2 separate regions of the Homo sapiens genome follow, and region 2 is linked to region 1. Evidence: chromatin loops called from intact Hi-C (ENCODE). Cell type or tissue: gastrocnemius medialis. All regions are shown on one strand. Links, peaks and the distances in the headings refer to the core of each region. The heading gives the core; the rest is flanking DNA. Region 1 overlaps PDE4D (phosphodiesterase 4D). Region 2 has its middle 120 kb from the start of PDE4D-AS1.

Region 1 (8,000 bases), core at 1-8,000:
TGGGTATCACCAGCAGAGGCTGCCGAACCGCAAATATTGCAGAACGGCAAATGTAGCTACCTGATCCTTCCTCTGGAAGCTTCATCTCAGAGGGGCATCTGGCTGTATGAGGTGTCAGTTGGCCCCTACTGGGAGGTGCCTCCCAGTTAGGCTACTCGGGGGTCAGGGACCCGCTTGAGGAAGCAGTGTGTCCATTCTCAGATCTCAAACTTCATGCTGGGAGATCCACTACTCTTTTCAAAGCTCAGTTGGAAATGCAGAAATCACCCGTCTTCTGCATCACTCATGCTGGGAGCAGTAGACTGGAGCTGTTCCTATTTGGCCATCTTGGAACCTCCCCCAGCTATACCTACTTTATTGGATTTTTGTGTCTCCATCAGCTGACATGGTACTTACAGCCTAGAATGAGCATACAAAGGATACTCATTCGCTATTCGATGATGACTGACAAACAGTCTCCCAGGATCACCATGAAATAACTAAACTGAGTTTGATTTATTTAAAAATCAGGTCCAGGTAACAAACTGCACCTGTCCCCTTGAATTGATACAAATAAAAATAAAACAAAAAAGGACAATATTTTACTTTATGGAACTTTTTATTACAAAGAATTAAAAAAAAATAAAATAATAATACTTAAAAGAATACTTTGACTATTATTTTATCACCTAAAGGCTTCTCTTATTATTTTATTTTTGGAGACAGAATCTCTGTCACCCCGGCTGGAGTGCAGTGGCGCGATCTCAGCTCACTGCAACTTCTGCCTCCCGGGCTCAAGCAATTCTCCTGCCTCAGCCTCCCGAGTAGCTGGGATTACATGAGTGCACCACCACACCCTGCTAATTTTTTGTATTTTTAGTAGAGACAGGGTTTCACCATATTGCCGAGGCTGATCTCAAACTCCTGAGCTCAGGCAATCTGCCTGCCTCGGCCTCCTAAAGTGCTAGGATTACAGGCATGAGCCACAGCGCCCTGCCAACCTAAAGGCTTTTCACAACTGGGAATTCACTGAATGTTGTATCATTAAAGCTAATGTGGACCTTGGATAACTGTATGCCTGTTTTCTGGGAAATAATGGTGGAGCTCTTTGAAAGGGTAAAAATGGTGTTTTATCATACATAACTATGCCTGAGGTTTTTGTTTTGCATTTATCTTTGGGCAAAGTTGTAAAGTTAAGCAAATCTGGAATTGAAATAATTTGATAACATCAGCTAATATTTTTCAAAGTTAGATTTTTGAGGTATAATTTACATAAGAGTTACTCTTTCTAGAGGTATAGTTGAATGCATTTTCACAAATGTGTACAATTGGATAACCACCACCATAATCTAGATATATAGGTAATGTGTAATTATAATATATATGTACTATATAATATAGGATATTTATACCACCCAAAAAGTTTTCTCTTGCTTTTTATAGTCATTCCCCAAACCCCACGTCCAGTGCTGATTGTCCCTATGGTTTTGCCTTGCCAGAATGAATAATACATTAAAGATATAGCCTTTTGTGAATGGCTTCTTTCACTTACAATACTTTTGAGTTTTGAGTTGAATTATAAGTTTCACTTATAATACATTTTGTGTTATTGCATCTATTGGTAATTTGTTTCATTTTATTGCTTTTTAGTATTTCATTTTTTTCCAGTATGTCATTTTATGGACACAATTTGTTTACCCATTCACCAGTTGACTGATATCTGAACTGTTTCTGGGTTTCTGCTATAGAGAGTTGCTATAAACATTTTCATATAGGTCTTTATATAGACATATGTTTTCATTTCTCATGGGTAGATACTTAGAAGTAGGATTGCTGGGTCATATGGTCACTCTACTTTTTAACTTTATAAGAAACTGTCAAACCTTTTTCCAAAGTTTCTATACCATTTTGCATTCTCACTAGCAATGTATGAGAATTTAATTTGCTCTGCATCCAGGCCAGCATTTTGTATTGTTTGTATTTTGTATTTTATACATTCTAGTAAGTATGTAGTGTGGCATCTCACTGTGGTTTTACTTTTTGTTTCCCTAATGTCTAATGATGGTCATGGATCTTTTCACATGCTTATTGATCTTTTTGATTCTTATGAAGTGTTTGTTTGTTCAAATCTTTTGACCATCTTTTCACTGGATTGTCCTCTTATTGTGTTGTAAAGATTTTTTAAAAAATAATTTCTGGATACAAGTCCTTTATTTGATATGCATTTTGTACATATTCCCTTCTCAAGTCTGTGGCTTGTTGTTCTGTTTTCTTAACAGTTTTTTTCAAAGAGAAATTTGGTAAAGTCCAGTATACCATTTTTTATTTTATGCTTCATGCTTTTGTGGTTTAAGAAATCTTTGCCTAACGCAAGATCACAACTACTTTCTACTGTGTTTTCTTCTAGAAGTTCTTTAGTTTTAGATTTTACATTTAGTTCTATGATTCATTTCAAGTAGATGTTAGTGTGGTGCAGGATAAAGGTTGAAGTTTCTTGTTTTATGAGTGGATGCTCAATTGTTCAAGCATTCTTTGTTGAAAAGAATATCATTTCTCTTTTATAGCTCAAATTTTATTACTTAAAATTATTTTAAGATGCACATATTAAAGTGATATGTGTAAAAGATTATATATTTCTGGAAGCATGCCTATTTACACTAGTTATTATTACTTTAGGAGACAGATATTCTCTTTGTTTAAATTGTTTCCACAAAGCATACCACGAAGTACAGAGGGGACATTAGTAACTATTTTATGATGATTATGGTATTCATTTAGGCCAATTTAAGTGAATTGGAGATCCTAATTTTCTCTATAAGGAGACAATACTTTTTCATACAAGATTATTTTTGTGGAGGCTTCATTTATGTGAAGTTTTTGCACCCATTTATTGTCATGATTATTCTTCAGTGAAACAAAAGTCTGTAGTAGATATGCTGCTGCTGCTGGTTTTAGGTAAATTGACTAAATAGTTATACAAAACTCTGTCTCTACCATATATGAATTCAAACTGTATCAACAATTACAGAATACTATGCTAACATCTAATAAGAGAGTTAGCCCATGTAGAAGAGAAATATAAATACAGCTATCAGATCAGTCTCATGTTATTTCAGCTTCAAGGAGCCTCTTAGCAAAAATGGTTTCCTTTCTCCATACATGTTGCAGGTGTTTACTATTTTAAATGAGACTTTTTTGTTAAAAAAAAATTAAAATAAGATCATTTAGAGAACGATTCTCAGCTTGTTCAGATGATTATTTGGTTTTAAAAAAGCAGCCTGGAGTTCCTCTTAATCTCAAATCTCCATAAAACTTACAAGAGATGTTTTCATTTACTGAAAGGAATAGTTTTTTCTTAATCAAATGTAGAGCCATTATCACTAGAGGGCAGTAAATACAAACAGATTTAGTGGATTTACTGGCACTAACGATGTTTTCAGAATACTAGCATTAATCAAAGAAAGTATAGTTTTTATAATATGAAAATACATGTAACATTCTGTTATGTAAAATATTGGTTATGAATCAATTCTAGATTATTGTCTGCCTCTAAAATATTTTTAAGGCATTTGAAAGCAAAGGGAGGCTGAGAAACACTAGTTTTCTGTGGCTATTCTGTTTAATACTTGAAGTTTAACTTTGCCTCAGAATTCTTCAAGGGACATTTAAAAATTAGATTTGCATTTGTTCAAGCTGAACAGTACTGGATATATGAGAGACCACGTTATATAGATTTGCTTCTTGATTAATAACTACCACGACTTTTAATTTTAAGGTGAAAGGTGTAAAATAAATGTAGATTGATTATAGGATAAAATATTTTCCAATAATGTAAGTCCTACTGCAAACAGTGCTACTGCCTGGAAAACTCCTTATGTTGGAGAGGTCCAAGAGCTAATACACTTATTTTAAACAATATTTCTTAAATATTTCAAACACAGTAATATAATATACAGCTTAGAATTGATTATATTAACGGATCTATTATGTAGGCTCTAGGCTAAATATAAAATAATGCCTGAAATAGTTTTCTTTTTTTGGCAATTTAGAGTACTCTGAAACCAGACAGTCTGGGTTCAAATCCTGGCCCTGTTACTTACTACTGGCTTTGTGACCTTGAGCAAGACAACTTGACCTCTCTGAGCCTTAGTTTCCCCATAATTTAGTTTTGTTTTTCCCTATTCAAAAATGCATCTTTTCTCTCTTGACCTCTGTTACAAAGTCAATAATGACAGCATGTGTTAATGTATCAGCAGTTCAGCTCCATCAGCAGAATTTCAAATATCCTGAAATGTACTGAAATAGTTCAAAAAGATTGTTAATTGCTTGGGTATCTGGTAAGGACTGAGAAAACAAGGAATAGCAGGGAAGTGGCCTCTAGAAATTCTGAGGGGTATTTCTAGGAAAAGTCTGAAAAAGAGAACTAACTGAACATTATGGGAATTTTTTTTTTCTTTTTTGAGACAAGGTCTTGCTCTGTCATCCAGGCTGGAGTACAGTGGTGCAATCATAGCTCACTGCAGCCTTAAACTCCTGGCCTCAAGCCATCCTCCCACCTCAGCACCTCCCACCTCCCACCTCAGTAGTATCTGGAACTACAAGCACATGCCACCACACCTGGCTAATTTTTAAATTTTTTGTAGAGACGGTGGTTTCTCTATGTTGCCCAGGCTGGTCTCGACCTCCTGGCCTCAAGCAATCCTCCCGCATTGGCCTCCCAAAATGTTGGGATTACAGGCATGAGGCACTTCACCAGGCCAAGAAACTATTTTTTCTATTTCAACAAACACACTTGCATATATGTATATAAAATCATTTGGGCATTTGAGAGCAGTGGATTACAGATAAGAAACCTGAGCTCTAGCTGTAACGCTGTCCCTCAAGTTGTGTTGTCAGAACTTTTCTGGACCTCAGTTCCTTGTCTGAATGTGTCGTCATCATTACATCTGCATATGAGGGCAGCTGTGTGTTGTTCACATAGCGCTCCCAAACATAAGCGTGTCTCACTATATGGCAGGGCTGTCTGCCTGTGGGCACCTGCTTCCTCACCCTGTCCAGAGATCTGACCATGGTGATAGTAACCATGATTCTTTAATTCAAGGCACTGTAAAGTTAGCAAAAAGATTGAGGATAAACAAATCCACTCCTAGATTCATACTGTTTATCATAGAGTTTGCATCAGCCTAATTATATGATGAGCTGTCATACACCATTAAGAGCAAGGACTGGGTTTGCATTTCAATCCTGTCACCTATGGAGCAAGTTATTGAATATGTAAGAAGGTCCATCTTTTCATGTTAAAATAGGGATAATATTTATCTTATCAGAATGTTGCCAAGATTAGAAATGAGGTATGTAAAGTTCTTTGTGCATAGTAGGTGCCTAGTAAATGTTGTAACTTATTAAAGTTTCTTCATTAAATTTGGTGAAGCCAAGTCTGACTATAAGAATTGTATCTCTCTGGCTCTATTCAAATTTCTCTTCTAAATTATCTAGATTCTCTCTGCAGATAGCAGCTACCGTGGCAATAGGAAGGAGATTCTAGTCTCCTAGAAATGGAGATTAGGGAAAATGAAATGAATTTTAATTTGGCTCAGAGATTTTTGAAAAGATTTCTTATTCCCTAGAAATATGGAAACTTTCCTTGGTACTTTTTACTCAATATGATTAAATAATCTCCCTTATTGCAGCAAATTAGGGACTTATTTGAATAAGTTAAATCCTTTCACATCCAGCACCTATTAGAATGCCTGGCACATAATAGTTGCCAAATAGAAGTCTGTTGAATGAAGGGACCATCACTCACATTCAGCAGGGAGAAGAGGCTGCAGATTTTAGAGGGAAGGGAAACTGTATGTGTGTTTCTGCATAATGTTTTAAGACAAGGAGTATTATCTACTATATGTAATCTGTTTTAAATGTTTTTGATGATTTTGCTGAGGGTGAAAACCCTTGTCCTTTCCTGTCACCTATAATCAGTATAAAAATATTGATGTTTTGCATCTGCATCAGCCAACAATCTTTTTGTGGCAATAGTACACTACCTTGAGAAATACAGGGACATAATAAGATACTTTTCTGGCCTCAAAGATCCTCCACCCTGGATGAGGAGTCAAAGTTGAAGACAGTTGAAAAAAATAGAACAGTGATTCTTAACACTGGGGAACATTCAGGAAATTTCAGGGGACAGTGACTGGGGAGTACTCCTGGTGCTTGGTGGGCAGAGGCCAGGGAGGCTAGATGTCCTGGGATACATGGGACAGCCTTTCACCAGGGAGGTTTGCTGTGTGTCCCACACAACTTCCAAAAAGTCCCAGCAGCTATTCACATAGGTGAAAAAACAAAATGCATTTATAATTCTCTGAGCCTAGAACCCAACTACTTTTTACGTATAAGTATTAAATATTTTTACATGGTTTTAATCCACACCAAATTTTCTAGTAATGCAGCAATAGTGTATATTGTGAAGATGGCACTTTGTTACATTTGAAACCTTTCAAAGAATCATTCATCATATCAGGAAAAAGGAAAATTTTTCTAACATAACACCCCTGTATTCATTTTCATGCTACTGTTACTTTTGTGGTAATTCTCCCCATAAGAGAAATCATAGCAAACCCTTAGATAGCACTTACTGTTCTAAGAGCCTTATGTATATGCACTAATTTAATCCTCACAACAACCCTGTAAGGTAGAAACTATTATTCTCATTTTCCATGTGAGTAAACTGAAGTATGGGAAATTTAAATAGCTTCCCCAAGGTCACACAGCTAATCAGTTATAGTAGTTTTTGACTACTTTTTAAAATGTAGTTGTGTACAAGTATTTATATTTTGTAGTATTTGATAGAAATTACTCATTTCTCCTTTATTTCACTGATAAGCCATTATACTGATTTTTTTTTTAAATCTATGTAGGGAGTATTTAGCCTATATGTATTCAGTACAGTATTATGAAGGAAGTGTATTTAGGAATTTCATTTCAGGATGAATACTTGTTATAAAAAGTAAAAAGTAACTGAGTCTTAAGTTTGTCAAAGAATAAAATTGATGGATGGATGGATTTTTTTTTTTTTAAAGGAGGGGGAAGGCAGTGAGCCTGACTGCAGAGTGTAATTTGCATTTAAATGACAAGTGGTATGACACTTCCACCTGTTCTTCAGGGAGCCTCACCAAGTATGTTTTGCCTCGAGGCCTTTGCTTTTGCCATTCCTCACTTGGTTTTCCCTTCTCTACCCTACCTCTCACCCCGCAATCCACATGGCTTGTTTCCTTTCTTCAGATCTCCTGGTATACGTCATCTCATCAGAGGGGCTTTCCATGATCACCTTATAGCAACCTCTATCCGTAATCCTTATCCCTTCTTTCTCTCCATTGTGCTTATCACCCCATGACGTATTATGTATTTATTAACTTAGTTTTGGAATATAAGCTGCAGGTGAGAAAGCTTTGTTTCTCTTTCTCAGGCAGTGCCTGACATAGAGTAGGAGCTTAATAAATATTGAATGAAGGGGCAGATGTAGAATCGTTAGAATTTGGAAAAAGGCTGGAATATTTGGTCCTAAGATGTACTTTGAATGATTTAAATCTGACTGAGAAAACCAGTTTGAGGTTGGCAGAGTAGAAGAAGGAGGGTATTTTAGGCCGAGAATTTGGTAAGACAGAGATGGGATTGTCAGCTGTATGGTGAAGGTGGAGGAGTACTAGTCTTTCAGGAACAGAGCAAATGTAATAGAGCAGCTGAAAATAGGCTTGGCGTTGGGGATTAAGGTCAGATATGGCAGTCTGGAATTTACAGAGGGATGTGATGAAGCAGGCATTACTAGCTTTGAAGTAACAGGCTGCGGCTGGATTTGAGGAAAATTGATCTGGCAGTAGAGGTCAATATGAGACTAGAAGGGGAAAAGCCAGGGGCAAGAAGATGAGCTAAGAAGCAATTACAGCATTTTGGCCCTGAGACATGGAGTGCTGTGATGCAATTGAAAGGAAATATAACATATATATTTTAAAAACAAATGACAA
Region 2 (16,972 bases), core at 5,135-13,134, 85 kb after region 1:
AGGGAAAGATTGTACAGTGTTTTGCTGGGAGTTTTAGCAAGGGTTGTTTGTTGTTTTGGGAGGGTATTTTTGCTTCTATTTTTTGAGTTCTAATACTGAGCACCTGTATCAGTTTACACATTCATAACTGTCACATAGTGAGTCTACAGTAAGTGCAAGCATTTGTCTACTGAATTATGTATTCTGGCAATGCCTAAGCACTGAGCACATATTGAAATACACATTATTTCCCCCTTTATTTTATATTCACAGCATTAACTAAAATTAATTATATTTCTGGGTGGGTTATATTAATTTCTCAATAGTCAAGAGGAAGCGCGTTACAAAATATATATTTTTTTTTATTAAAAAAAGGTCACTGGGTCTGATCCAGTTGAGAATCACCAGCAAAGGTAGAGACATTTAGCAGGAGAAACCAATAGACACTGCTATACAGAAAGATTAAGCGAAAGAGATCCAAATAAGTCAAAGTTTGGGGGCCATGAAGTTGAATAAGTCATCCCATCCACCATCTTCTGTCAAATAGGCTAAGATGTGTGGAGAGTGGACAGTGAAGGAAGAAGTAAACTTGAGGAAAGTAACATAAGAGAGAGAGGAAGTCTGAAGAGCCACCCTGGTACGTGAGCACTGTTTGCCATGAGAAGGTTGCCAAGCAGTGTTGAAAACCCAGCTAAGGTCAGGGACCGTGGATTAGTCAAGAGTCTCAATCAGCACCATTGTATGACCTTTGCCAGAAGTACTCAGCTGGAGTATGTCTCTATGGGAGTAGAGAAAGAGGACGGCTGAACCAATCCAGGGTTGGAGTTTTCTTATGCAGGAGTAGCATGAGAATAAAAGGTTAAGACATTGAGAGCATTGACTGCCAGAGTGAGAGTGGTTTAATCAGTGAACTGTGATCGGGGCCCTAAGTGATAGTGAAGAGACCATTATGTCATAAAGGACCCTCCCGTTTATGTCCCTGGTCAATCTCAGGGGTCTCTAGTAGTAGTACATTCTTCCTCTTTCTATTCTAAGAGGGAAACCAGCTTTATTTCCTACCTGATGTGTTAGTCAGTGTTGCTCTCAAAAGATTTCCCTCTGTTTAGCTGCGTGAAATTTTTTTGCACTGATTTTCAGAGGCTGACATCTTCCTTAGACTCTGTCTAAGGTATTCCAATGGAAACCTCTTGGTTCGAAAACAAAAAGCTCTGTCAGTTCCCACATGTACTCTGAAGAGTCAGACATTTTAGAATCAGGAGGGACTGTAAGAGTTTTTCATTTAAGTTTCCATTTCTAAATGTTGAAGTCTTGAGTGTTAGCCTCTGGCTGCACAATTCAAACCCTGTCCTGTTACCCCCTGCTCCTTAACTGCAGAGAAGGCAAAGACGGACACAGGAAAGGAATCATGTTGACATCTTATGGCCACATTCAGACTTGAGGACTAAAATATGGAGAGAAGGGGAGGTGAATCACCAGTGGAGTGGTTGTAGGCTGAGGACACTTGGCAGCTCAGTGACACTGGAAATGTCAGGGGCATGACTAGGCTTGGGGTGAGGGTATACATCCACATGGGAATTGGATATGAGTTGCAGACTAATGTGGGAACTGATATCAAATGGCTACAGTGTCTTTATGAATAAGGTACAAAAGATATCTGCCTTGAAAGATCAGGGATGGAAGTGACTAAAAGCAATATGAATTAATCTCAAGAGGATACCAGGAAGTGGGAAAGGGGCAGAAAAGAGGGGATTCACAGAAGGGTAAACTCAAATGGTTAACAAGTATATGAACAGTTACACAAACACAAATAATCACAGAACGGCAAACAAAAATGAGTCGCTTGAGATTGGCAAAAATTAGAAACGTCCATAATACACAGCACAGGCAAGGATGTTGAGAAACAGGAGCTCTCAGGCATTGCCAACAGAGGTGCAGTCTGGTACAACCATTCTGAAAAGTGATTTGGCAGAACTTAGAATTAAATGTGGCAATACTCTATGACCAGCAATAATTCTCTTGCACACATACCCAAGAGAAACTCATTTAAAAGTTCATAAGGGACATCATCAAGGATATTAGCATGGTGTTTTCTGTGGTAGAGGGAAGTTGGAAGCGATAGGTGTCTATCACTAGGGGATTGTGTAAGAAAAGTGTAGTAGATGCACATAATGATCTGCTCTGCAGCTGTCAGAAGCAACAACTAGACATGCGTGACACAGAAAAGAGATTTTTTAAAATTATTTGTTTATTTATTTATTTTTATTATACTTTAAGCTTTAGGGTACATGTGCACAACATGCAGGTTAGTTACATATGTATACATGTGCCATGTTTCTGTGCCGCACCCATCAACTCGTCATTTAACATTAGGTATATCTCCTAATGCTATCCCTCCCCCCTCCCCCCACCCCACGACAGGCCCCGGTGTGTGATGTTCCCCTTCCTGTGTCCAAGTGTTCTCATTGTTCAGTTCCCACCTGTGAGTGAGAACATGCGGTGTTTGGTTTTTTGTCCTTGCAATAGTTTGCTGAGAATGATGGTTTCCAGCTTCATCCAGGTCCCTACAAAGGACATGAACTCATCCTTTTTTATGGCTACATAGTATTCCATGGTATATATGTGCCACATTTTCTTAATCCAGTCTATCATTGTTGGACATTTAGGTTGGTTCCAAGTCTTTGCTATTGTGAATAGTGCTGCAGTAAACATACATGTGCATGTGTCTTTATAGCAGCATGATTTATAATCCTTTGGGTATATACCCAGTAACGGGATAAAGAGTGCTGAGTGAAAAGCCTGAGAAGCAGAACAATACCATTTAAAATTTGAAACACATGCAGACATATTGGATGTCCTTACATATTTTGCAAAGGTATTGTATTTATTTAGGAAATGTGATCAATGGCTACAACAGGAGCACACAAAATAATAATGAGTTAAGCTGGATAGTTTTTTTTTTTTCCTGTAAAAACTCAAGTAGGCACTTCAGAGGCATATGGTGGTTCAACACCATCAGGGGCCCAAGCTGCTTCTATCATTTTCCTTTGCCCAGTTGACTGATGGCTTTTATTATCACTGCTTAATCTCCTGCCACCACAATCACAACCCAGCCAGTGGGAAGTGGGAAAAGGGAAGGGAAGGACACACTTCTGCCCTGTAAAAGTACAATCCAGAAAGTTCCACACATCATTTTTTCTCATATCCCACTGGCCAAAATTAAGTCACTTAGTCATGCCTAGTGCCCAGCTACAAATTCTATTACTATGCAAAGAGGAGGACAAAGAGCAGCGCCTGCCACAAACATGCATATTCAAGGAACACATATCAAACACATTAGGGTGGGGGCCTAAGGAGGAAGGAATGAGAGTGGGCACCAGGATAGCAGAGGAAGAATAACACGCAAAATAAAAAAGAGTTTCTGTGTGATTCCTAGTAGTGTATCATAATCTGAGACCTAGGCTTAAGACAATTATCTGCATCTGAGGTTCATGAGAAAACAAGAAGAGGGAGGTAAAAAGAAAGGAAGGAAAAACAAGAAAGAAGGAAAGAAAGATTGGGGAGGTTATGGTAATATGGGAGTTCACAGGAGAGCAGTGTGAGGGAGTGATAATTACATGTAGGTGAGTTTCTAGGTGTTGGCAAAATTGGAGGGCAATTTTCTCAATAGTTTCATGAAGCCACCAAAATGAAGCAGAGTTTGCCTCTGATGTCATAGGTCAGTTTGGCTACTGTTTTCCCTTCTGGTCCCTGAGCTGGTCATTGAGAAATTCCCATTGTTCAGGTACACAAACAGCTAATATTGGGAGGATGAAGGTGCAAGGTTTTCCAAGGCTGAGCATTCTGTGGGCTGATAAATTATCCAAATCTTCATTTACAAAGCCAGGGAAAACAGAGGGATTGGTAGTAGAGCAAGCACTAAGGCTGCTGCCATGCTCTGACGAAAAAAGAAAGAAGAGGAAGAAGCTGGCTCACCAGTCAGAAGACTATTTACCCAAAAGCACTGACTTGGGTTAAGAATTTAGTAAGTTTCATTTGACTTGTGCAAAGGAGAACAAAAGACTCAATAATGATTATGTAATAGGTAATTCTGAAGTGGCTGGAGTGAACATCATCAATTTACTGACTAACACACATGTATCATAGAAGTGAGTTACTTTCTATTTAACCCGTTGCTGGCAATATCCATGGTGAAATAGAAAGAGAATAAAAGAATAACTGTGAAATGATACAGATGCAAGTTCACATTTTTGCTTTAGTTTTGTAGGTTCACAGTCTTGGGGGAGTTACTTAACCTTGCAAAGCCTCCCTTTCCTCATTGGTTGCCTAGCAGAGTTACTTAGGATGCCATAGGTATTTTGCATAAAGTGTCTCCAATGCCTGGCTTATAGAGGTGTCCAACAAATGTTAACATTGTTCACTGAATATGGAATAGATCTGTGAAAGGGAAATGAAAATTCAGAACCCCAGTTTACTATGGCAAAAGGAAAAAAAATAATAAATTGAAAGTTGAATCATGCAAGAAACTGCATTTCCTTTTGTCTCTAAGCAGATAGCTCCGGAGAAAGAGTTAAATATTTCCACAGGTAGCTACTCTATGTTCACCTTATCTTATGTGAAGTGCCGATTTACTGGGCGCAAGACAAATACATAATCGACTATTCCCCTGCCTGCTCCTTTTGCTTTGCAGCACGTGGTTGACCCTGCCCTTCCTCTTTCCCCTGAAGCCTGTGTTTTCCCTTTAAATACTGAAGCCCTCATAAGTTTCTTTGGAGAAAGGCACAGACCACAGACTGTTTCTTTGATTCCACATTTTTTTTCCTCTGGGCATAACCTTAATCGTGGCAAAATAACCTTGTAAATTGATGGAGATCTGTCTCAGATACTTTTCAGTTTGCAGGTCTTTTCCCATTTTATTTTGTAGTTGGTTACTCGGATAAAGTGAAAGTTTTCTATATTTCTGGCCAGTAAATATGTGTGTGCATGTGTGGAGAGAGTGATAAAGAGAATTAATACTGCTCTACATATTTCATTTACATATATAACTCTCACTTTTAATTTTATTCATCCTTTTGGACCTGCAGGTTAGTCATTTTTGCCCATTGCTCAAACATTCTGGGAAATGTGACAACATCCCACAGAGCCTGGGGGGAAACATGTGAAATCGAGTGGCGTGATGAGAGGGCTTTCTTTTGACCAGGTAATTGGACAGCATTCACAATGGTTATGACATTAAAAAACAAATTTCACTGAGAACCTTTGAAATTGCTGAAGGAAAAAATAGTCAGTGGAACAAAGTCTTGAACTCAGAGAACTCTCAGCAGTCCAAAAGAACAGTCCTGCTGTTTTCTGGGAACACACACAAAAGTAGAATAAGGGGCCGTGTGCCAGTTCATTCAGAATCAGGCTTTGCACTAAGGGAGAGCCAAAGTGGAGCTTCACCTAGCTCAAGGACCAAATTAATCACCACCGAGCTCAGATTTCAAACATACTGATAGGGAAACCAGTAATTTTCAGTGAATGACTTTCTGCATGTACTTACATCCTAAACTGAAAGAAATCTAATAATAGCAAGGAGACTTCCCTACTTGGCTGGGGTTTTCATGGGATAATTACACCCCAGGAGGATTAAAGGTATCATCTTTGTTTCTTGCTGTGTAAGACCATAGGACTGATTGTCTTTCAATTACCACCCATAGCTGCTTCTCTGGCTCAAACACTTGAGAATGGGTAAGGGAGAATATATTTGCCAGTAAAATCATGCCTATGTTTTATCTGGCTCCTTATCACATGCCTTGTGTTTCTTTTCTTTTCTTTTTTTTTGAGACAAAGTCTGGCTCTGTCACCCAGGATGGAGGGCAGTGGAGTGATCTTCTCACTGCATCACTGCAGCCTCCATCTCCAGGGCTCAGGTCAGCCTCCTACCTCAGCCTCCTGAGTAGCTGGGACCACAGATGCATGCCACTACGCCTGGATAATTTGTTTTGGTATTTTTTGTAGAGATGGGATCTCATTCTCTTGCCCAGGCTGGTCTTGAACTCCTGAGCTCAAGCAATCTGCCCACCTCGGCTTCTCAATGTATTGGAATTACAGACATGAGCCACTGTGCCCAGCCCTGCCTTGTGTTTCTTAAGGATAGGATAACAATCACAGAAATCAGGGAATCCATTCATGAACTTTAAACTGAATCTCATTTCAGCACAGTAAGTTGTAGTAAAATTTTATATATGTGTTTATATGTGCATATATATACATATGTATGTAAACTTACATATACACCTAGAGAAATATATATGTCTGTATGTGTGTATATATGTATGTGTGTGTGTATATATATAAAACCGTATTTTCATAAGGAATCTTCATAGATTAATGTGATAAAAACTTCCATAGCTCACTTTCAGGAAAAAGTTTGTCTTTAAATGAGTTTGTATGTGTATACAGTGAAAACTAATGATGACTTCTTTTTTTGCTTTCGTTTCCAGTTGTAACAGTTCCTTTTATGCAGGAGCCTGGTAGCACCTACTCCTTTGTCTCTTTTATATAATCTCTTTTCTGTTCTTTAACCTTAGTTGTCCCATTTTTACATAATGTTTAATTTTATAAGATGCCTGGAATATTTCTTGGTATCTAGATGTTTTTAAATCAATCAAACAAACTCTCTCTTCTCTGAATGAGACAAGGCAAATTCCCTTAAATATTCCCTTGCCAAATCCAGAATTTTGCCACAATGTTTAGAGCCTTTTTCTCCTTATGGTAGAGTTGTTTCTCTGCAAACGGCTCTGTTCCCTTAAACTTTGTCATCCTGTCCTGGCTTAAGTAGCGACTTCATCATGCCTAGATTACACAGTCTCTACCCTGCCACCCTCTTCAGTCAATTTTCCCCTTCATTTAATCTCCAAAGTGATGCCAACTCGACGTTCTTTGTAGACAACTCAAGGTCTCTTTGGTAGTTCACTGAAGTGACTAAAAGCTAAGGTTATGTTGATTCAGCCCCAAACTTTAACGAGAAGTGGATGAATAAAGCCCAAGGGTGATGTGGTGAGTTTCCCAGGCCCTTAAGCCTAACCAGGTTTTTTTCTTTGGGATGATTAGAAATTCTCCTTTTGAAACCAAATAGAGATTATTGAGTTTTTACCCCCAAGGACTGTTTTCTTGTCCAACAAGTCTAAATCACAGGGAAAAGGCTCAAGGAGTTACTACATTTGTTACTGTACATTTGTTACTGGACTAGGTGACAACTATGAATACTTTTAGTCTGTTTGAGAGGAAAAAAGGATTACAAATCCCCTAAGGCCCAGTGAAGAAGAAGCCTACTTAGCTAGAAAACCAAAAAGCTTTTTTTTTTTTTTTTTTTTTTTTTTGGTACATGTTGTTTGCTGGGTGCTCCTGATGGGAAATTTAACTGGGATTGCTACCAGTTCTCTTCTGCACTTTTGCCAGCTTAGGGTGACAATGATCAAGCCATTGTTGGTTGGTAAATTAATTTCTTAGGGCTGCCGTAACAAAGTACAAAAACCTGGGTGGCTTAAAACAACCTAAATTTATTCTCTCTGAGTTCTGAAGTCGAGAAGTGTGTTGGCAGCCAAGGTGTTGGCAGGACCGTGCTCTCTCGGAGGTTCTAGAGGAGAATACCTCCTTACTTCTTTCTAGCTTTTAGCAGTTCTTGGCCCTCCTGGCATTCGTTGGTTTGTAGATGCATCACTCCAATCTCTGCCTTCACCTAACACATGGCCATTTTCCCCTCTGTGTCTTTATGTCTTCCCAGGATATTTTTCTCTCTTATAAGGACACTCAGTCATATTAGATTAATGGCCCATTCTACTCCAGGATGACCTCGTCTTAACTAATTACATCTGAAACAACCATATTTCCAAATACAAGGTCACATTTTGAAATCCTGGTCTTTGTTTGGGCAGGCTCAGTGGCTCACATCTGTAATCCCAGCACTTTTGGAGGCTGAGATGGGAGAGTTGCTTGAAGCCAGGAGTTTGAGTCCAACCTGGGCAACATAAGAGGACCCCATCTCCATAAAAAAAAATGTGAACTTCAATATTAAAAAAAACAAAACAGAAAAGAAGCACGTATCTTTGGGGGATAGGATTCAACACACAACATTTGGAATCAATTTAGCTTAACGCTTCCCAGGTATGAGGGATATCATTATGGTGTGATAGATAAGAGGGAAATAATTTCATCCTTAAGGTGGGCGGGGAGTGGGGGTGGTGCATCGTTGGGTTGGGATTAGAAGGTGTTGGAGCCAGCCCATGTCCTCACTCCTCTGCTGCTCAGAAGGGAGAATTACCTCTTGCTGTTTTTCTGAGCCCTATCTGCCAACTGGCACACACTGCAGCCAGCGTCCTGACAAAGGTTCCGTCCGTGTTTGTTGAGTGAGCAATCAGAGCTACATTTGCGCCGTAGAAATACTTGCAGATCTGCCAGGAACATGAACGACAGGCATTTTCCACAAAAGTTTCTCTCCCTCAGTCAAGCCAGGGACTGTTTTCTAAAAGCACCACAAAGGCAGTGAATTCTCTGGTTATAAATCTCCTCGCAGGCAGCCAGATTTGCAATTGAGTGCCAACTTCCTCTGCTTAAGTTTCCTCTGTCCACACCTCACGGGTTTGGCCTGGAAGAGTCTCATGGAATGTATGGCCTGAGGTGGACTTCAAGGGAGGATTTGACATCAATGTGTTTCTGCCGGGGGACCATTCCACAAGGTCATCCCTGGGACATCGGTGGGGCTGGGGAGGAAATGGAGAGGGTCTGCCCTTGACTTCCTCGTAGGCGGGCAGGGCCTGGAGTATTGGCAGCCAGAAGCAGTTGGACTTCCGCCTAGTCCCAGCTGCCACTGCTCCACTCCCTGGTGGCAGCTGCCCGGGTACTCCTTTGACGCAGGAAGAACACTGAGAGGGCCAACAACAAGGACATCAGGGGGGCTAGCCCAGGGTAGAACTGTGGTGAGGCAAAGTGTGTCAGGGTGCCTTGCCACACACACCTCCTTCTAGAACCCTCTGCCTGTCTTCAGCAAAACCTTGCTTTTACTCAGCTCTCACAGTTTGTGCTAAGATGTAGACAAAATTGAAGTCAATCTGAGCCTTTTTGCTCTCTCATTATCGTTTGTCTCAAAAGAAAAATCCAACAAAAAAGTCTTGAAAAACGGTTTTCCCCAAAATCTTTAAAAAGGTGGCAAAATGGGTGGCAGGAAAATATTTTGTGATAAAACAGCAAAATAGGTAAAAACTGATTTTCAATAATTGTCTCCTAGCTGATTCCCTGGACTCCTTTAAAGTGATCTCCTGGTTTTAAAGGGCAATTCACAGAACTAACTTAGATTGTGGACCTCCCCTGAGACTGGAAGCATATATAGTCATTTACTGCATAATGACATTTTGGTCAAAAATGGGCTGTACATATGATGGTATGATAAAAGATTATAATACAATATTTTTACTGTATCTTTTCTACCTTAAGATGTATTTAGATACACAAATACTTACCACTGGGTTACAACTGCCTGCAGTGTTCAGTACAGTAACATGTTGTATAGGTTTTTGGCTTAGGAGCAATAGTTTAGACCATGTAGCCTCTGTGTGTAGTAGGCTACACCGTATAGGTTTGTGTGGGTGCACTCTATGATGTTCACACAATGATGAAATTGCCTAACATTGCATTTCTCAGAATGTATCCATATTGTTAAGTGATATATGAGTTTATGTAGTAAAATTAAAAATATCACCCAGTGGAAAAAACAAAAATAAATAAAAAATAAATAAATAAAGTGATTTTCTGGATTCTGTCCTTCAGGATTCCACTTCTGGACCCTTTACCTTTTTATCATGGGAGCAAAGGCAGCAGAGCAGGGTAAAGGAAAGGGTGCACTCAACCAGCCCATCATCAGGGCAGGGAAGACATAGGATCCACAGGGAGGGCCTGGGAGGGTCATCTCTGGCTAGGGATGACATGTTCAGAACAAGTCTATGCATATAAATGTATGTTTATATCTTGGAGAAGTGGTCTAGCTTTAACTCTAGTGCTAGCTATCACATAATGAGCCAGTTCAGCAGCCACCACCAGATTTCCTTTTATGGACTTGACACTTCACACATTGTTCTTTTAACATTAGACATTTTGAATTGAAGCAAGAAAAAAAAAACTTTACTGATGTCTGACTCAGAGTAAAAGAATGAAAAGCTAAAAACAAGACACGACTTCAGCTGAAATAAATTTGAATACCCACCATGCTCTTTATTCTCAATAATCACATCTATAAACAGGCCAAAAGATCCCAACTGTTCAATAAACTGAGTAAATTTAACAGCAGTTGCTGTCAAATGACAGAGTTCTTGAGGATAAAGATAAACACAGTTGAATTCAGTGTTCCAGGAAAATAAAAGTGCTCATCTGGTTGGAAGGAGTAAGACATTAACAATTACATTCCAGAAAATTCTATGATAGTCCAGATCTGTTTTCTTGCCTTAAATTCTGCCAGGAAAAGTGTGCCAGTGACCTGCCATCCTTTTATGCCAGGCCGGTGCCCAGTCTCTACCTGCATGCACAGCAAACCTACATGCACCTGGCTCACAGGCCAGATGCTCAGCAATGAGCTGCTTGCCATGAAAGACGTCAACCCTGAGCCTGAGAGGCAAGGCTGGTTTACCACATTTACCCTTGATGTTTCCTGGATCAAAGCTCCAGACTCTCTTTTGACTTCATTAATAATGAAGAGGGATGAGAGGCTATTCTGCTGTGAAGTTTGATGATGCTGATGAGTTTTATTTTTGCACTTTAGGATTTCTTGTTCCTCCATCATTCAGGAAAGCTATCAGATAACACTGGAAGATGTCAATGTAAACCTACTCCTTGTCTCCTGATACTAGATATGAACAGCTTGAACTATTCTCCAAGGGATCAGCTGGGAATGAGGGAGGGAGGGTGGGGTGGCGAGCCAAGTTTCCACCCACCCATCCATCCATAACAAAGGAGAGGAAGGCAGTGGTGTGCCTAGGGGTAGGGGAGAAATGCTAAGAGTGGGGCTTCAAGTTCCCATTTGGGCTCTAGCTTAGTAGCTCCCCAGGTCAAGGATCTATGACATGAAAAGCCCAAAATCTCATCTTGGAAATAATTACAGACTCCCGAACAGAGCCAGTTCAGCTGTCTATATTTTGGAGTTCAATGCTTTGTGGTTTATAGTCCAAATAGCCCCTAAAAATCAGTGTGGGAAATAGCAGGTCAGGGAGTCAATGAAAATCGGGTGATGAAAGAGTCTGACATTTGAAAAATCCTTTGATAAGATTGGTTGAACTATCCCAGGGATCAAAATAGGTTATTTTTAACACCCAGCGCCTTGTCAGCATACACAGGGCACTCACCTTAGTCTGGGGAGTTTTAACATTTGCTTTATGAAGAAGGTCAGCATGTCCCGAGTGTGTGTAAGTGATGTCTATTTCAGCATTATTATGCCAGGTTTTGTTACCGTGGCTTACAGTCAGTGTGGCCAGAACCACAAATGTTTCTTATTGACGTCTGGCTTAGCTAGTGTATGAAGGCACACAAAAGCAGAAATCACTCTTCTGATATAGTTTTTATTTTCCCATCCAGGACCAGGTACTTCTCTGTCATCACACCCTGATTATAGAATCTGAACACCAGAGCACTATGCTTCATTTCAATCCAGTGACTTAAAAATTTCAATTAGCCACCTAGGCTCCTGCAGGTGGCATGCTGTGTCTAAGCATCTCTCAGTGAGAACCCTACTGGCATTGGGAGTGAAGGGTGGGATTGGGCAATTCATTGTATAGGGTTGTCCCTTGCAATGAAGAATGACTAGCATGTCTGTCCCCATTATAGAACCGAACTGAGGCTCGCTTGCCCCAGTGCTGTAGAACCAGGTCTCCACATTTGCAGTGACAGAAAGGAAGGCACTTGATTGCAGGGCACCAAGCAAGGAGGACCAGGAAGCCAGTGCTCAAATCCTGACCTCCCCAGTGGCTTTCAGGTAAGGCTTTTTAAAGGCAGAGATAAATTTCAAGAAAGTAGAAGTAACAGGCAAAATTGTAAATCAATACATGGAGGTTATGCATTGGTTTTGGCATAGAATGGCAAGATACTTTGAAGCAGGGGTTTACAAGTCATAGGTAGATTCAAAGATTTTCTAATTTGCAATTGGTTAAAGAAGAGAAGCTTTGTTTAAAAATTTGGGGTCCGCAGAATAGAAAGTTAACCAGCTCAGGGGGTGATTCCCTCCAGGCCCCTCAGCAAGAAATTTAGAACCAAGAATGATGGTCAGAGCTTAGTCTTTAGTTCCCTGTTACCTGAGGTCTACATGCCAGCCGATTTGTTTGGTGGGGGTCTGGGTTTCTGAAAAACAACTCAGAGACATATGTTAAGATGTTACCTTTAGTTTCCATAGGGGAACCAAACATCTCCTTACTCTAACTTCCTTGGTTATTGTTTTAAGCTCTATTACTTTCTTGTTTATTGAGTTGCTTATTTGCTTCTCAAAGATTGCTATGTGCCAGGAATTTCCCTTGAAGAAATCCAAGACTTTTCTTTATTTCCATGCTTGGGGGCCCACAGGCCCCTAAAAGTATGTCTCTGTGATGTCTCTTCCTCCCACCTCATACACATTTCCAAATGCCCCCCTGGAAAAAAGAAATTTGGTTAAGAAACTCTATATTAAAACAGAAGTCAGTAATAAAAACACAAGCCTCTTTCATAAGTGACTATGAAGGGTTGAAGAGTTAGGATACCACATGGCCGTCTGCATGAAACATCTCCTAAGGAAGCACTATTGTGTACCCAGAAGTTTTGCACTCCACAGTTTCTCACAAATTCCCTCATTTGTGGTTTCAGAGAAAGAAAAGACTCAAGCAGAGAAGTAGAGAGAATACACAGACCACACACTGGTGAATGCCCTTGGTTTCCAATGCTTCCCCTGTCTCTGGCTCTGCAAGGGTCTCATGAGACTTGTGTTCTCTCTTCTTGGATTCCATGGGATTGCCTCCAGCCTTTAAATAAATCTCCTTCCCCCTTTGTTTTTTAGATTAACCTTATTTAAGTTGTTTCAGTTCTTTTCAATCAAAAAAAAAAAAAAAAAGCTTGACTCAGAACTTACACTTGAAAGGATAATTAACAGTGCATGATACTCGTAAAACAAGCCATAAACACAGCAAGATCATTGAGGAAATGTCATACGTATGGGAACCAGGTTTATCTGGAAGTCTTGGTTTACACCCATTGCCCCCTTTCACATCCAACATCTCAGTTTGACAAGAAGTTATATGGTCACTATAGCCAGAGGAGCCAAGGCAAACAATGAAGTCTTTTTGAAGAAAGTTGACTTTAACAGAAAGTATCACTTCAGCAAAATGGAAGAGGAAATGCTTTGCCCAAACAAATTTCCTTTAGCTATGTCCCTCACTCAATAGAAGCACCTAAGCATGATTTATAAGGAAATATAACTGCCTCGCCCTCACCAACCAAACAAATTGTTGATAAATTAAAAATAGAGAGTAATATTTTACTCTCTCTTTTTCTTCACTGGCAAACTCATATGTTAAAATCTGTTACTGTGACACATGCAAGTAACTGATTCTGGTTTGACAGAATGGCAAATGTTTTAGGTTTTTTAGTCTATTAAGAGAAATGTCTAGTTACAGTGCTTGGATGATCCCATCTAATTGGATTGCCTTCCTGTTGCAAAAGAAGCAAAGAAGGAAAAGGAATCTCCCCTTCATGAGAGCGATGGTGATTTCCAAGGTTGAAGGACATATAAAGAGAAGGTCTATGTGAAAGTCCAGGATCCCATGGAAGCAGCACTTGGCAACAACTACTCTATTTTTGGTACCAGCCTGTCAGGTTGCTTCCATTTGAGGTCCCTTTGGCACTATCATGTGGAGTCCAAAGTCAGAAATTGCTTTTTAAAAAAAGTTTTATTTCATTAATTTTGAGTGCATGAATTGTATTTGGAACTCTTAATATTTGATCCTTTTTCTTGAAGCAATTCATTATATCAGCAACACTATGTCTAGTGAGTCCATTCCTTGTACTTACCTTTGGGGCCAAGTTGTTCTGCACAAAGAAGCCTTCTGACTTACTGTTCGGCTCCACTACCTTTAGCAAAAAGGGTTTTTCTACACTCTCTTTCTGTGTTATTTTTCTGTTTCACATTTATATGTCTAGGAACAGGGAGAAGAAAATAAAAAGATTGGGCCACTTTCTTCCATTTCAATCTTTAGAGAAAAGGCTGTGTATAAATAAATTAATGAAACAGTAGGAATACAGTTAACACAACCTTGGATGTAAACTTCTCACTCTGAGTTTGAATACTTCTCACGTATTTTCCATTCACCCTTTTTTTCTGCTGGGCTTTTGTATCTTCACTACTATGAGACTTCCAGTTGTGACTATTGTGGATGCTGTCTGTTACTTGTGAATTTCAGTCTCCTGTCTTTTGTTTCTGAATTCAAGGGCTTTATTATTATTATTATTCTATATTCAGCGCCTTAGCTACTCTCTTTCTCTATCTCACTCCTTCCTCTCCAGTGCAGCCCCTTTGCTCCTTTTGGCTTTACTATATTTAGAGATCCAATGTATTGTATGCCAACTTTATTTTAATAGTGCATTAGTTTCCTATTACAAGGTAACAAATTAACCACAGACTTGGTGGCTTAAAACAACATACTTTTATTCTTCTACAGTTCTAGAAGTCAGAAGTCCAAATGGGTTTCACTGGGTTGAAATCAAGGTGTGAGCAGCTTTGTGCTCCTTTTAGAGAGTCTGGGGGGAATTTGTTTCCTAGCCTTTCTCAGCATGGAGAGCTACATTCCTTGCATTCATTGGCTCATGGCTGTTCCCTCCATCTTTAAAGCCAGTGCTGTAACACCTTCTCTCTGACTCTGTTTCCATCACATGCTCTTCTGTGCTCAACTCACCACCTGCCTTTGTCTTATAAGGATGTTTGTGATTACATTTAGTGCCCACCTTAATGATCCAGGCTAATCCCCTTATCTCAAAATCTTTAATTTAATCACAACTACAAAGACTCTGTTACCATATAAGGTATCATTCACAAATTCCAGGGATTAAGACCTGGATATCTTTAGAGGTCTTTATAAGCCTACCACTGCTACTGGGGGGTCCTTGCTCCCAGAGCTCCCAAGATGGTGGTGGCTGCTTCCAAGATGGTGGCAAGCCTCGTGTTCTCTGCCCTGGGGTTCTTGGCCTCACAGATTCCAAGGAATGGAATCTTGGGCCATGTGGTGAGTGTTATAGCTCTATTAGAAGCCATGGGTCACGGAAGAGAACCATGGAACCCAGTGACTAGTGTTCAGCTCAATTAGGATGAACCTGGGCACTTAGCTGTGCAGGAACTGTGGCAAGCCTTTAGCCCAATCAGGAGTGGCAATGGGTGCCTTGCTGGATCAGGAGCACAGCAGACACCCTGCCAGATCCAGAGGGATAGAAGTCAGCGGCGGGTCTGCGACTGCGGCCGGCAGCAGTGGTGGACAGCGAGCGAAAGCTCAGCTCGAGCTGTAACAAACACGGACCAGAAGAGTGCAGTTGCAAGATTTAATAGAGTGAAATAGAGTGAAAACAGAGTTCCCATACAAAGGGAGGGGACCCAAAGGGGGTTGCCATTGCTGGCTCAAATGCCTGGGTTTATATCCCCATCCTTGTCACTCCCGCTGTGCTCTCAGGCAATAGATGATTGGTTATTTCTTTACCTCCTGTTTTTGACTAATTAGCATTTTAGTGAGCCCTCTTTACTACCTGATTGGTCCGGTGTGAGCTAAGTTGCAAGCCCTGTGTTTAAAGGTGGAAGCGGTCACCTTCCCAGCTAGGCTTAGGGATTCTTAGTCAGCCTAGGAAATCCAGCTAGTCCTGTCTCTCACCACAAATAGTTAATGCAAATCAGTGTTTAACCACCTTTGTCATAAAGTACTTTGAATTCATGATTTTTCCAATAAAATCAGAAACCCACAGCCTGAGATTGTAGGTCCCCACAATCTGCCCCCTATTTCCTTTCACACACTGAGTATGTGAATAGGGCCAGGATTATGGTGTAACAAATAGGGAACACAGGGCACAAAAAAATGGATGCTCACTCTCAGGGTATGCAAATGCAGAGCTGCACTTGCACAACCTTGAGAGTGTCTCCTTAAATTTTGCACCCAGCGGGGCATTGTGGCTCACACCTGTAATCCCAGCCCTTTGGGAGTTTGAGGCGGGTAGATCAGCTGAGGTCAGGAGTTTGAGACCAGCCTGGCCAACATGGTGAAACCCCATCTCTACTAAAAATACAAAAATTAGCCTGCGTGGTGGTGTGCACCTATAATCCCAGCTACTTGGGAGGCTGAGGCAGGAGAATCGGTTGAACCCGGGAAGCAGAGTTTGCAGTGAGCCAAGATTGCACCACTGTACTCCAGCCTGGGTGACAGAGTGAGACTCCATCTCAAAATAATAATAATAAGAATAATAATTTAAAAAATTGCACGCTATGCACTTTACTTGCTTCACCCTCGTTCTGGCCCCGAAGCAGATCACATATTGCTGGGGTTGTATGCATCCAATTCTTTTCTGCCTTTGTTCACGCCATTGTCTCAACCTGAAAATCCCAGTATTTGTATTCTCTAGGCTTCAAGGCACAGATATCAGTTCCTCCACAAGGCCTTATAAAATTGAAATGGAATGTCTTCTTTGCTCATTCTGGTTGAGATCTCTGTGGGATCTCCAAATATATAGATTCTGAACAAATTGAGATTAGACAAATCAATCATTGTGGGAAGCTTTCCTATATAAGCCTTACAATCTGGAGAATTGGAGAAGAACTCTGTGGTCAGCCCACATCACTGCAACCTCTGCCTCCCAGGTTCAAGTGATTCTCCCACCTCAGCCTCCTGGGTAGCTAATATTACAGGTGTGCACCACCACGCCCAGATAATTTTTTGCATTTTAGTAGAGATGGGGTTTTATCATGTTGCCCAGGCTGGCC

What was found. Peaks named below come from ENCODE experiments on the same cell type or tissue, not always from the same donor. Only the 100,000 strongest peaks of a DNase experiment are listed, where the experiment ranks them.
Region 2: it touches region 1 in a loop (2.2-fold over the local background); 4 of 110 quality-filtered maps call a loop at or near these places.

The regions. Positions count from the first base shown.
Region 1 is chr5:59,003,021-59,011,020 of GRCh38, reverse strand. All of the region lies in intron 6 of PDE4D (phosphodiesterase 4D), which reads left to right. Among named protein-coding and RNA genes, the nearest start is that of PDE4D-AS1, 33 kb to the left of the region's middle. RefSeq lists an enhancer at 7,214-8,000. In gastrocnemius medialis, for the core only: a CTCF peak has its summit at 3,359 (motif pointing right); a DNase peak (open chromatin) is centred at 4,921; H3K27ac peaks cover 6,462 bases.
Region 2 is chr5:58,914,436-58,931,407 of GRCh38, reverse strand. No RefSeq gene overlaps it. Among named protein-coding and RNA genes, the nearest start is that of PDE4D-AS1, 120 kb to the left of the region's middle. In gastrocnemius medialis, for the core only: a CTCF peak has its summit at 8,228; DNase peaks (open chromatin) are centred at 5,355, 8,327, 8,867 and 10,555; H3K4me3 peaks cover 482 bases; H3K27ac peaks cover 4,952 bases.